Linked DNA regions of Mus musculus: region 2 is linked to region 1. Evidence: chromatin contacts called from ENCODE Hi-C or POLR2A ChIA-PET data. All regions are on one chromosome and are shown on one strand. Each heading gives the region's core, a stretch centred on a gene start or an enhancer-like site at or near the end of the contact. The rest is flanking DNA. Distances are from core to core; before and after follow the strand shown.

Region 1 (5,593 bases), core at 1,858-4,357:
GGGTTGAGTTGTGGTGGCCTCTAAGAGTCCTGAGCCTGTGTGGCAGATACAGATGTCATCTTTACTTCCCAGTTAAAGAAATGGATACTTCGGGCTGGAGAGATGGCTCAGAGGTTAAGAGCACTGACTGTTCTTCCAGAGGTCCTGAGTCCAATTTCCAGCAACAACATGATGGCTCACAACCATCTGTAATGGGATCTGATGCCCTCTTCTGGTGTGTCTGAAGACAGCTACAGTATACTCATATACATAAAATAAATAATTCTTTAAGAGAGAGAGAGGGAGAGAGAGAGAGAGGAATGGATACTTCAAAAGGGCCCAATCTTGGGTTCAGTGGATAAAGGTGATTGCCACTAAGCCTGATAATGGGAGTTCAATCCCCAAGACCCACATGGTGGGAGGAAAGAACTTACTCCTGCAAATTGTCCTCTGACCTCCACATGCACTCCATCTCATACGTACACACACACACACACACACACACACACACACACACACACACAGAGAGAGAGAGAGAGAGAGAGAGAGAGAGAGAGAGAGAGCTTTTTAAAGGCTACATTTCAAGATCCAGTGACCAAGTGCAGAGAGGGTCAGGGTAACTGGGTAACTTTAGAGACTCTGATTCAGTGATGAGGGGACAGAGGTCTTCCCTTGACCCCCTCTCCCCATAGCCCTCTTCTCTTCCCCTCTCCTCCCCACCGCCAAAACGGTACTCTCTGCTTAAAAAAAAAAAAAAAAAAAAAAAAAAAAAAAAGTCCAAGCTGCTGGGAGCCAACCCAGTGCCACCTTGTGAGCCCAGCATTTCGAGGGGCAGGCTTCCAAACAGGGTAATAATCGTCCCATTAAAATTAATGTCCATGAAGTGAGCCGTTAAAAGCGTGGAGATTAAAAGGGAGGGGGGATTGTTCAATTTAAATCCAAAGGGCTTTTTAAATAGACACTGTATCTTCAATCTTGGACCACTACACTCGGGCAATGGTTCAGCTGCCCCTCTGTTAAGGATGGCTGGGATTAGGGAGGGGGAGTCCCGGGAGATGGGGAAGGAGTTCTGGCCAGAATCAGAGGGGACGGAGGTTTATTTGAGCCCGATGCGTGCCAGGCGCTTGGCACAGGGTTCTTTCATTTAATCTGGGCCCCGGTCCTGGGAGGGAGGTATTATCAGTCTCAGAATACAGAGTCCAGTGTCAAGCCATAGCTAGAGTTTTGTGCCTGCTACTGGGTGCCCTGGTTCAGAGCCAGCCTTTGCTTTGTACTAACCCCTATCTTGGGCAAGAGGCCTCATGGACTTGGGCCTTGGCTTCCTCATGTTGAAAAACAGGACACCGAAAGAGTCTCTGTAGGAGCACAGGCCAGGACCTTGGCAGGCAGCTGGCATGGAAGGTACTCTGTAGTGTGGGTAGTAAGGGCACAGTGACTGCCCACTGGGTGGGGGCGAGGGTCACCAAAAGCACACAGCTGGGCTATGCTGAGCTCTGACAGTCACCTCACCAAGCTTCCAAGGGAGCCCGTAGCCCATTGATGTGGCTGAAAGTCAGTCAAGCTGCAGAGTCCTCCTGTCATTTGGTGGTCAGGAGGATGAGGCAGGAGAGCTTCTGGTTACACCGTAGCAGAGTTTTTGAAACAAAAGGAAAGTCACAATAACATCACAGAACTCCAAAAAGGTGAGTTCATAGTTTCTTATCTTTTGGGTTTTAGTTATTTATTTTGGTTTTTTGAGACAGGGTTTTTCTGTGTAGCCCTGGCTGTCCTGGAACTCACTCTGTAGACCAGGCTGGCCTCGAACTCAGAAATCTGCCTGCCTCTGCCTCCCAAGTGTTGGGATTAAAGGCGTGTACAACCACTGCTCGACTTGTTTTCTGTTTGAATACGTCTGTCTATCTCCTATCTATCTATCTATCTATCTATCTATCTATCTATCTATCTATCTATCTATCTATCTATCTTATGTGCATACACATAGGGTAGTACATATGGAGGTCAGAGGACAATCTGTGGGTATCAGATTTCTGTCTTTGGAACACACGGATTCACAGGACTGAAATTAAGTCATCAGGTTCGGTTGCAAGCACCTTTACCCACAGAGGCATCCCTGACTCTTTGGGGTTTTTAAATAAAGGATTCTCTCTGTAACTGTGGCTGGCCTGAAACCACTATATGGACCAGGTTGTATATGGACCACTTCCCTGCTCCTTCAGGCCCCAATCCCAAAGCTGTCCAAAATCCAGTGGCTTGGACATGGTGGGCGGGTCTCTCTAGCACCCTAAGGAGTCCCAGGAGCCTCCTCACTGGTCGGCACCCTCCCCAGAGGACTTCCCAGGCTGGAGCTGGAGCAAAACTGGATTGGTCTTCCTTTGGGTTAGGTAACCTCACTGGGCACCAAGGCAAAGCCTTACAGGGTCGCCAGCAAACTCTGACCCCGTTTGAAAAGATAAAGCCTACAAAGTAAGCAGGCTGCAAGAACTTCTCTCTAGAACCACGTTCTTGGGTGGGGGGTGGGGGGTGGGGAGATGTCTTGAGTGCAAAGGCGACTCGCCCAAGTTGGAGTCCAACCCATCCCGGGTCCCCCGCCTTCATTTCAGGGTTCAGGCTCCCACCCCGGGGTGCGCTTAAGTCAGGTCACCAGAAGGGGGTGCGAACGCGTGTCAGGAATGTGTGCACCCACCCGGAGGCTGACAGGTGCGGAGGCTGTCCCGAAACAGGGCAAGTCGGCTTGAACCCTGCCTCCCACCACCCAGGCCACACAACAGCCCGGGGATCTTTTCGCATTACGGCCGAATTCTCCCGGAGCTCAATTCACAGTGCGCACCGAGCTGGCTTTCCAGGCTATCTCCGAGCTGGAGCCTCCCGCAGCCCGGGAAGCGAAACAGCGGACCCCGGGCCAGCATTCCCGAAGCCCCGCATCCCTGCCTGTCCCCGCCCTGCCGGCGTCTCGAGGGTTAAAAGTTACCTCTCGGCTTTTTCTCCTGCACACACTCCCCACCCCCCGGGCCGGATGATGTAACCCCCTCCCCGCGCCCTCCCCGCCCCCTCCACCATGTGACACTTTAATTAATAATAGCGCCGTCAGCACAACAAACGCGCGGTGAAGGGCGAAACTTGGGGTCCAGGGAGGCTCCTCCGCACGCCATGTGCCCGTGTCCCCGGCATCGCGGCCGCGGGCCCCCGGCCGTGTGCGGTTGCGGCGACGCTCGCCCCGGGCTGCGCTGGGCGGCGGCGCAGGTGACCGCGCTGCGGCTGCAGGCGCTGGGCGACGAGCTGCACCGACGCGCCATGCGGCGTCGCGCGCGGCCCCGGGACCCGCTGCCCGCGCTGCTGCCCGCGCTCCGCGCCCGCTGGCCCTGGCTGTGCGCGGCCGCGCAGGTGGCGGCGCTGGCGGCCTGGCTGCTCGGCAGGCGGAGCGCGTAGGCGGCGCGCGCGGGGCCTTCTTGGTGGGGGGGACCGGAGCCGAGACCCAGCCCGGACCGAGCAACAGGTACGCGGGCAAGCGGGCGGGAGAGCGACAGCGACAGCGGGAGCCAGGGCTCCTCGGCGAGGAACAGCGGACCCGGTCTCCTACTCTTCGCTTGCCCTCTGTCCCTCTTTATCCAGACCCCGAGTATCTGCTCCGCCTCATCCCCCCTACTCTCTCTCTCTCTCTCTCTCTCTCTCTCTCTCTCTCTCCCTCTCCCTCCCTCTCTTCCCTCATTCTCTCTCCTCCTCCCTCTGTTCCTCTCTCCTTTCTCTCTTCTCTTCCTCCCTTCTCCTTCCCCCTCTCTCTTCTCTCCCTCTCTCTCTTCCTCCCTCCTTCCTCTCTCTCCCTCTCTCCTTCCCTCCTTCATCTCTCTCCTCTCTTCTTTCCCTCCACTCTCCATCTCCACTCTCTCCCCCTCTCTCCTTCCTCTCCCTTTCCTTTCCCTCTCTCTCTCCTCTTTTTCCTTCCCTCCTCCCCTTCTCCTTCCTCTCCCTTTCCTTTCCCTCTCTCTCTCCTCTTTTTCCTTACCTCCTCCCCCTCTCCTCCCGCTCCCCTGTCTCTGTTCTGTCTTCACTCTCCCCCCCCTCCCCACTCCTCTCTCTTCTCCCTCACTCTCATCTCTCTTCAGTGTTTTCACTCTCTTCTTTCTCCAATCCCCTGGCTCACGTTATTCTTCCCCTTGTGTAGCTCTCCTCTGCCTTTCCACTTTCTCCTGTTTTCCCTTTCTCCAGTCTGCTTTCTCTCTCCTCTCCCACTACCCCGTGTCCCCCCTTCCTTCTCCACCTCTCTCTCTCTCCCCCCCTTCTCTCTCTCCTCACTGTCCCCTCTCTCCTTTCTCCCTCTTCTCTCTCCTCCTCCTTCCTCTGCAGCATAGTGGTTTTAGAAGGACGTAAGCCACCACAATCGCTGCCAGCCCCAGTAAACACACGCAGTAGAACTGCACCAGTCCGAGCTAAGAGTCTCCCCTAATTATGCACCACAGGTTCTCGAGTCCCCGGCCCTTTTCAAACCGCCTGGTATTCCAACTTGACCAGGTCTCCATATCTCCACTGCCAACTCCCGTCTCCTCAAGGGTCTGCAGTTTGTGGTGATCCCCATTCTCTATGACCCCCCAACTCCTCCCACCCCCGCTCCCGTGGAAGTTTCTCAGGGGTAGGTCGTGGTCCTCTCTCCAAGGCAGGCGCACATCAAGGTCCCATCTCCTGGGTAACTTTGTTGCTCCTTTTACCACGAGGTGTCGCGGTTTACAGCTTGGCCTCCTATCACCTTCCCCAGCGACGGCGAGAGGTGTGGGCGCCTGCTGTGTGCTCCGGACCGTCCCTGGGTGCTGGGTGCCTAATGTTTGATATCGGGAGGCTATAGGTGGGTCCTTGGTAGGGTGACCTGTGAGCACCCGCTGTGTGCCAGGTACCGGGCTAGGCGGTTTGGGGGAGCAAGAAGTGTCGGTCGGGGTCGCCTTTCTAGATTTCTAGTGCAGAGGCTTCATAAAACGGGGTGGGGTGGGTGGGAACTAGGCTGACTTCCGAGAATGGGTCGGAATGTGAAGATCACAGGTAAGGTAGCCAGAGACCCTGAGATGCTCTGGGCTGATCCCAGCCCTGCCCGACGGGCGCGCAGACACCTTAGGAAGCTGGCGCGGCGCCGCAGGGAGAGGCGGCAGCCGGAGCGTGGGGGGTGGCAGCGCCCGAGGAGCTGCGGGGGTGAGCGGGGTGTGAGCCGGGAGCGCGGGCGACAGATGTCGCGTGGGCCCGCGCAGCCCGGGCGCTGGCGAAGAGAACTGTCGCTTCGGGGCGCCCTGCGGCCCGGCTCCCTGGCTCTGAAGGTCCCTTGCGCGCCTCCTCTCTGTTCTCCCTTTCAAAAGTACCGCTGCTGCGGAATCCCGGGGGGTGGGGCTAATATTTTGAAGGGTGCCACAGCTTTGACTCCCAAAATGTAGACTTTGGGAGGAGAAAGAGGGAGGAAGAGAAGGGAAATTCATACTGGTTATGAATTGGAGAGTGGGGGCGTGGGGGAGAAATGGAGGGTGCAGAAGTGAATGGGGAGGGAAGGAAATCTCTAATAGAAGCGAGGGGTGGGCAGGGATGTTAACTCGGGAGTCTAGGAGCACAGGCGGGATGGCAGAAGTGCTGTTAGTGTCGTTCC
Region 2 (5,593 bases), core at 1,391-3,890, 45 kb after region 1:
CCTGCCTCTGCTTCCCAAGTGCTGGGATTAAAGGCGTGCGCCACCACCGCCCGGCTTGCATCAAGCCTTCTTCATTAAGTGAGATCAATGCAAAAATGTGTGTGGTTATGAGTCCAAGAGTCTGGTGAACATCTTTCATGGTTCTGGTACTACAAGTGAGGCCTGCCCTCCTCACCCCCCATTCTCCACCTCTGCTCTGTATTCCAGTGGTATTAACCCAGCTCTGGCCTTCTGAACCTCTAATCACTGTTAACTCAAGTACTGGAGTCCCCTGGGATTATGAGGGTCAGAGAAGTAACAAAGTAGCTTGGAGAAATAAGTGTTTATCTCAGAGCCCAGGAGGCAAGAGGGCTGCAACTTCAAGTACAAGTGGATCCAGGAGCTCAAACATGGAGTCAAGACTCCCCTGTTTACTTCCCCACTTGTCAGCTGTGGTTGCCTCTGCTCCTCTTTGATGACTTAATACTTAGGAGGTCGTATATACTGGTACCACTCTGCACACGGCAGTACAGAGGCAGGTGCTGCTGGCTGTAGTGAGAACTTGGGTTTCTCTTAAAAACACAGAAATATTATGTGAATGTGTTTTCATTTTAGTCCCAGGTGTCGGGATGTGGGGATTGCTTCACAGCAGGTGACTGTGATTCGCCTAGCGCTCAGGCAGGGGTGTGGTTTTGCCAGCTGCAGAGAACTCTCATGAGTGTGTGTCATACAGAATTCTGGGGACTTTCAGAGGCTACATGAATCAATGTTAGGGCCCTGAGAGTGCGGCTGTTCATGGGTTGCTGTTTGTTAAGTAGCTGTGTGCAAAGAGAGGAGGAGAAGAAATTAGATGTCCTGACGGCAAAGATCAAACTTGCCCCCAAGGAACTTGATATTCCCCTAATCGGCAGGAAATAGTCTAACGGCCACTCCCTTTCCTACCCAACTTTATCCAGGATCTCATTCTTCCCCCTCCCCTCTATCCCTTCTCTCCTACCTCGTGTTAGGGGTTGGAAGGGTGGAAGAAGAGAAATGGAGAAGGATGGAATTAAACAAGTACCCACAAAGTAACCAAAGTCCAAAGTCCAACTACAGCTGACACTCTCATACAGAGTCAGTGCCAGAGGCATAGAGTGGTAAGGGAACCTGCTCCAAGTCTCTCAGCTTGAAAAAAAAATTGCTGGACTTAGCAGGTATGTTAAGACGATGGAAGCCAGTAGCAATACTTTTTGTTTTGTTTTGTTTGCTCTTTGAGACAGGGTTTCTCTGTGTAGCCCTGGCTGTCTAGAACTCACTCTGTAGACCAGGCTGGCTTCGAACTCAGAAATCCACCTGCCTCTGCCTCCCCAGTGCTGGGATTAAAGGCATGCGCCACCACGCCCGGCTAGCAATACTTTTAATAGCTTGAATTCCCACAGAAAAGGCTGGTTTTGTGTTTCCTCCTGAGCCTGGGCACCAAAGTACATAGCAAATGTTGGAAGGGTCCAGTTGCAGTTAAGCCTCCTTCTGGTCACCTGATTCTCTGAATGGCCATGGTGGGGAAGGCCCCATGACAGTTCTTTCAAAACTGTACAGAGAGCCAGGGGTTCCCCCTGGGAAGTTAAGGGTCCAGCAAAGGCAGGTAGATAGCTTCACTGTCTGCATCTACAGCCTGGATGTACCCCAAAGCCTCCTCTAATGGGGGGGGGATAAATGAAAAATACTGTAGTCTTGAGGGCAGAGGGGCTCCTCAGCCCCATTTCCTGTTTGCATTTTTTTTTTTTCAAGCTGACAAAGAGGGCTGAAAATAAAGGCTTGTTTTTCTAGGAAAATGACTTCCCAGGCTGCTGGGATGTTGGGGCCTCAGCTGCCAGCACCCTCAGGACAAAACAGCGCCAGCGACCATCTGAAGGGCAAAGCCAGGGACGGAGGGGCGCATCGGGACTCCTCCAAGAGAGGAGGCTCCTACCTGACCTCTGAGCTCTGGGAGAAGAAGCTGGAAAGACTGCTGAGAGGAACACAGGAAAAAAAAAAAAGAGGCAGAGAGGACAATGGGGAAAAAGACTGGGCCAAAGACAGGAGAGAAATGAGCTAGTCAGTGGCCTGATAGAAAAGGCTACTGAACAGGTTGGCCAGGAGTTTATAATCCTCCTGCTGCAGACTCCCAAGGGCTGGGATTACAGGTACCACACCAGGCCTGTTTTATAATCTCCTTCTTTAGCACATGTCAAGCAGGAACTAACTGCACAGCCAGAGCCCCTCTGAGAGGGAGGTGGTTATGACCAAATCCATGCACGAGATTAGACAACTCAAACACTAAGCCATTTAGAGGACTATCTGAGCAGAGAGCGAAGGGACAGTAAAGGAGACGGGCTGCCTGGTGGGTGAGGAGAGGCTGTGCATGGAAAACTTAGTGCTCTCACGCTGTCCCCACAGCTGATCAGAGGCAGAGAAGCAAGGGCTTAATTCTGTGGGGTGCTTCAAGACATCCGTGAGTTAGTTAGAAAACAAGAGCCTAAGAAATATAGTGAGATGTGAGAAGAGGGGAAGATGAGGGAAGAAGGAGAGAGGAGGAGGAAGGAGCAAGAAGAAGCGAACGCTGGCAGGAGAAAGAAGGGGAGAGCAACCCAGAATCTAGGAAGCTGGGGTGGGGCCACCGGCTCTGCGTTGCTTGGCAACAGGCGCTGCGATGCCGTCAGCGGCCTGCCAGCCTCTCCCAGGTGGATGAGATCATCGTGGCCTCCCCAGCTCCCCACAACAGGCTCCTTGCCAGCAATCTGGAGTGCCCCTGGCCCGCGGGACGGCGCAGGACGATGACATCACTCACGCACCAAGAGACCTCGGAGCCCAAGGAGTGCGGAGCTCTTTGGGTGACTGACAGTCTAGGCGATGTTTCAGACTTGCGGCTGTACTGTGTCCTTAGCAGGCTTCGCATTTAAGGCAGCCGGGTGTCCCAGCTCCAGGACGGGGCCAAGCCCACTGCAGAGAAACCTGACCATTGTAGTCACCACTGAGAGCCCTTCCCATTGACCCAAGTCTCCAGGATGCGGTTTTATGTGTATGAATGTATGCATGTGTGTCTCTGTCTGCATTAGGTATGCACACCATATGTGTGCTTGGTACCCACGGAGGTCAGAAGACAGTATTGGGTGCCCTGGAATTGGAGTTACAGATGGCTGTAAACAGCCTTGTGGGTGCTGGGAGTCAAATCCAGGTCCTCTGCAAGAGCAGCCTGGGCTTTTAACTGCTGTGCCATCTTTCCAGTGCCCAAGATTTACTTTCACTCTTGAGTAGTACAGACTGTGATCTGATGGCTTATGGTTGATGATCACCACCAAAGGGGGTGGGCCCTGCCTCCTCACCTGGAACTTTTATTCAATCCCTACACCACACCAGTGTTTGTCAGACTGTGCATGATAAATATTTTAGAGGTGAAGGCAAAAAATTATGGGCTTGGGTAGTGTTGACAGTCAAACTCCAGTCTGACTTGGAAGTAAAACTGGGTATATTCCATGTTTGCTCCGTGCATGATCAATAGCTTTGTTGAGAATGGAGACAGACAAATGTACAAAAGGCAGACATGTGGACAACGGAAAAGGAGATAGATGGCCACAGAAAGTGTCATGGGAGTTCCATTATGTCTTTCCTTTAAAATCTGCACATATTTCTAAATTTTTTCTTTTGTTTTTCGAGACAGGGTTTCTCTGTATAGCCCTGGCTGTCCTGGAACTCACTTTGTAGATCAGGCTGGCCTCAAACTAAGAAATCCATCTGCTTTGGCCTCCCAAGTGCTGGGGATTAAAGGTGTGTGCCACCTCGCCCAGCTTTTTTTGTTTTTTTTGAGACAGGGTTTCTCTGTGTAGCCCTGGCTCTCCTGGAACTCACTTTGTAGACCAGGCTGGCCTCAAACTCAGAAATCCACTTGCCTCTGCCTCCCAAGTGCTGGGATTAAAGGCGTGCACCACCACTGCCTGGCCCACATTTCTGCATCTTTTCTTTTCCTATTTATTTATTTATTTATTTATTTATTTATTTATTTATTTATTTTGAGACAGTTTTACTATGTAGCCTTAGCTGACCTGAACCTCACTATGTAGACCAGTTTGGCCTGAACTTCACTATCTAGACACTGGCCTTGAACTCACAAAGCTCTGCTCCCTGAGTGCCAGGACCAAAGGCAACACCATCGTGGGTGGCTTAGAGGCCTGCTCTTTCCTAACACCTTGGAGCCTTTGTGAACAGGAGAGAAAGTGGAGGCTCACACCAGTGCGCTCCCAGGCCAGCTTCAGCTCTGGGAAGGAGGGCTGGTAGAGGAAATGGGAGCAGGGCCATGCCCTGGATGCAAGCTGCTGCCATTTACTAGAGGGGCATGTGGATCCCGTCATCTGGGAAGCTGCCACCCTGTACCCACAGGATGAGCGGCATGGTAGGATACAGTTGACTCTGGCCTCCCTGCCTTGTCCGAAGTACGGATTGCCGGGCTTTTCTGGCCTCTGGATATCGTGACAGTACGTGTTCATGGTGAGAGCTTGGCGGACATCACTGTAAGCAATGAGCCTTTCTACTATAATCTGGAAAGTCACACCCGTGCTGTGGCTGTTGGCTCCTCTGGAAGGACCTTCTGGCTTCCCACTGTCCAGTTCTGCCCCAATCACGACAGGCACACACCTGTAATTCCAGCACTTGGGAAGCTGAGGCAGGAGACTTGCCCTGGGTCCATTCATGGCTACAGAGTGAGTGAGACTAGAGCAGCCTTGTGGGTGGCTGTTTTGAGATGCCTGCTCCCTTACCTGGCCCTGCTGCACTGGAAGGTTGAGCTTGGAAGCCCTAACTCTGAGGGCAGCTCCAGCACAGCGTCCAGCTGGCCGAAGGGAGGGTAGAAGCCGATCCTAGACGATCACACCTGTGAATGAGTCACAAGACCCCACAACTACCCTGCTTTTCTTACCAGCAGAACAGATGTCTGAATCTCTGAGTGTGGACAAGAGAGCAGGTGTGGCTTCCCCCTGCAGCATGAGGAGGCCTTAGAGATGAGCTCCTCTGGCATCTATCATGTTGGCTTGGCCTCACCAAGACCACGATCAGGGCCAAGGCCTCTGCCTCCTTGCCCAGGGGCTTCAGAGTTTGAGTTCTCTTCACGTGTAAGAATAGTTATCGGCTAAGGCCCAGCTCGGCAAAAAGGGGTCTTGAAGAGCTAGGATCATAGAAGGCTTCAAAGAGGCACCAGACCTCATCCAGCCCACAGAAGGGCAGGCCCCGGATAGTTGGTCTGGATGTAGGTGGTTATTCTTGCCCCTGTCTTTGTTTCTTGAGCACAGGAGCTGCCGTGGATCCCCTTATGAGGCTGCCTCGGGCTCTGGAGTTAAGGAGTGCGCTTGGGCTGTGTCTTCCATGTGTCCTGTCCATGCCTTGAGGTTGAGCATGGGGTAGGTCCTGCTTGCCAGTGATAAGCAAGCAGCAGCACTGAAAAAGAACAGCCACAGAGCCTGGCCTGGGCCTCCATTTCTCCACTGGGGCCACCCTAGGTTGGGTGTCAGAGTTGGGGCACAGCCAGGGCTGCCCTCTAGACAGCCACCAGCCGAGCTGGAGAAGGGTGTCATCCTTCAACCTGGAAACCTATTTCCCAGGGAGCTGG

The links. A loop is a pair of places that touch in the nucleus more often than their neighbours do. ChIA-PET counts read pairs that join two places held with the same protein, here RNA polymerase II (POLR2A).
Region 2: a map of left cerebral cortex shows a loop between it and region 1 (3-fold over the local background). The contact joins the enhancer-like site here to the promoter of Hrk in region 1. A Hi-C loop is called at or near these places in 3 of 37 maps with a recorded cell type or tissue (all left cerebral cortex). POLR2A ChIA-PET finds 5 or more read pairs at or near these places in 1 of 5 experiments (embryonic stem cell).

Annotation. Positions count from the first base shown.
Region 1 is chr5:118,166,657-118,172,249 of GRCm38, forward strand. Hrk (harakiri, BCL2 interacting protein (contains only BH3 domain)) reads left to right here and starts at 3,108. Exons shown (of 2, transcript NM_007545.2): 1 at 3,108-3,472. The coding sequence starts at 3,127. The coding sequence ends at 3,405.
Region 2 is chr5:118,211,896-118,217,488 of GRCm38, forward strand. The region is part of intron 7 of Rnft2 (ring finger protein, transmembrane 2); the gene reads right to left. Among named protein-coding and RNA genes, the nearest start is that of Rnft2, 30 kb to the right of the region's middle. Within about 2 kb of position 2,641, at least 1 of the 3 ENCODE cell types and tissues checked has a DNase peak (open chromatin) inside an H3K27ac peak, as active enhancers do.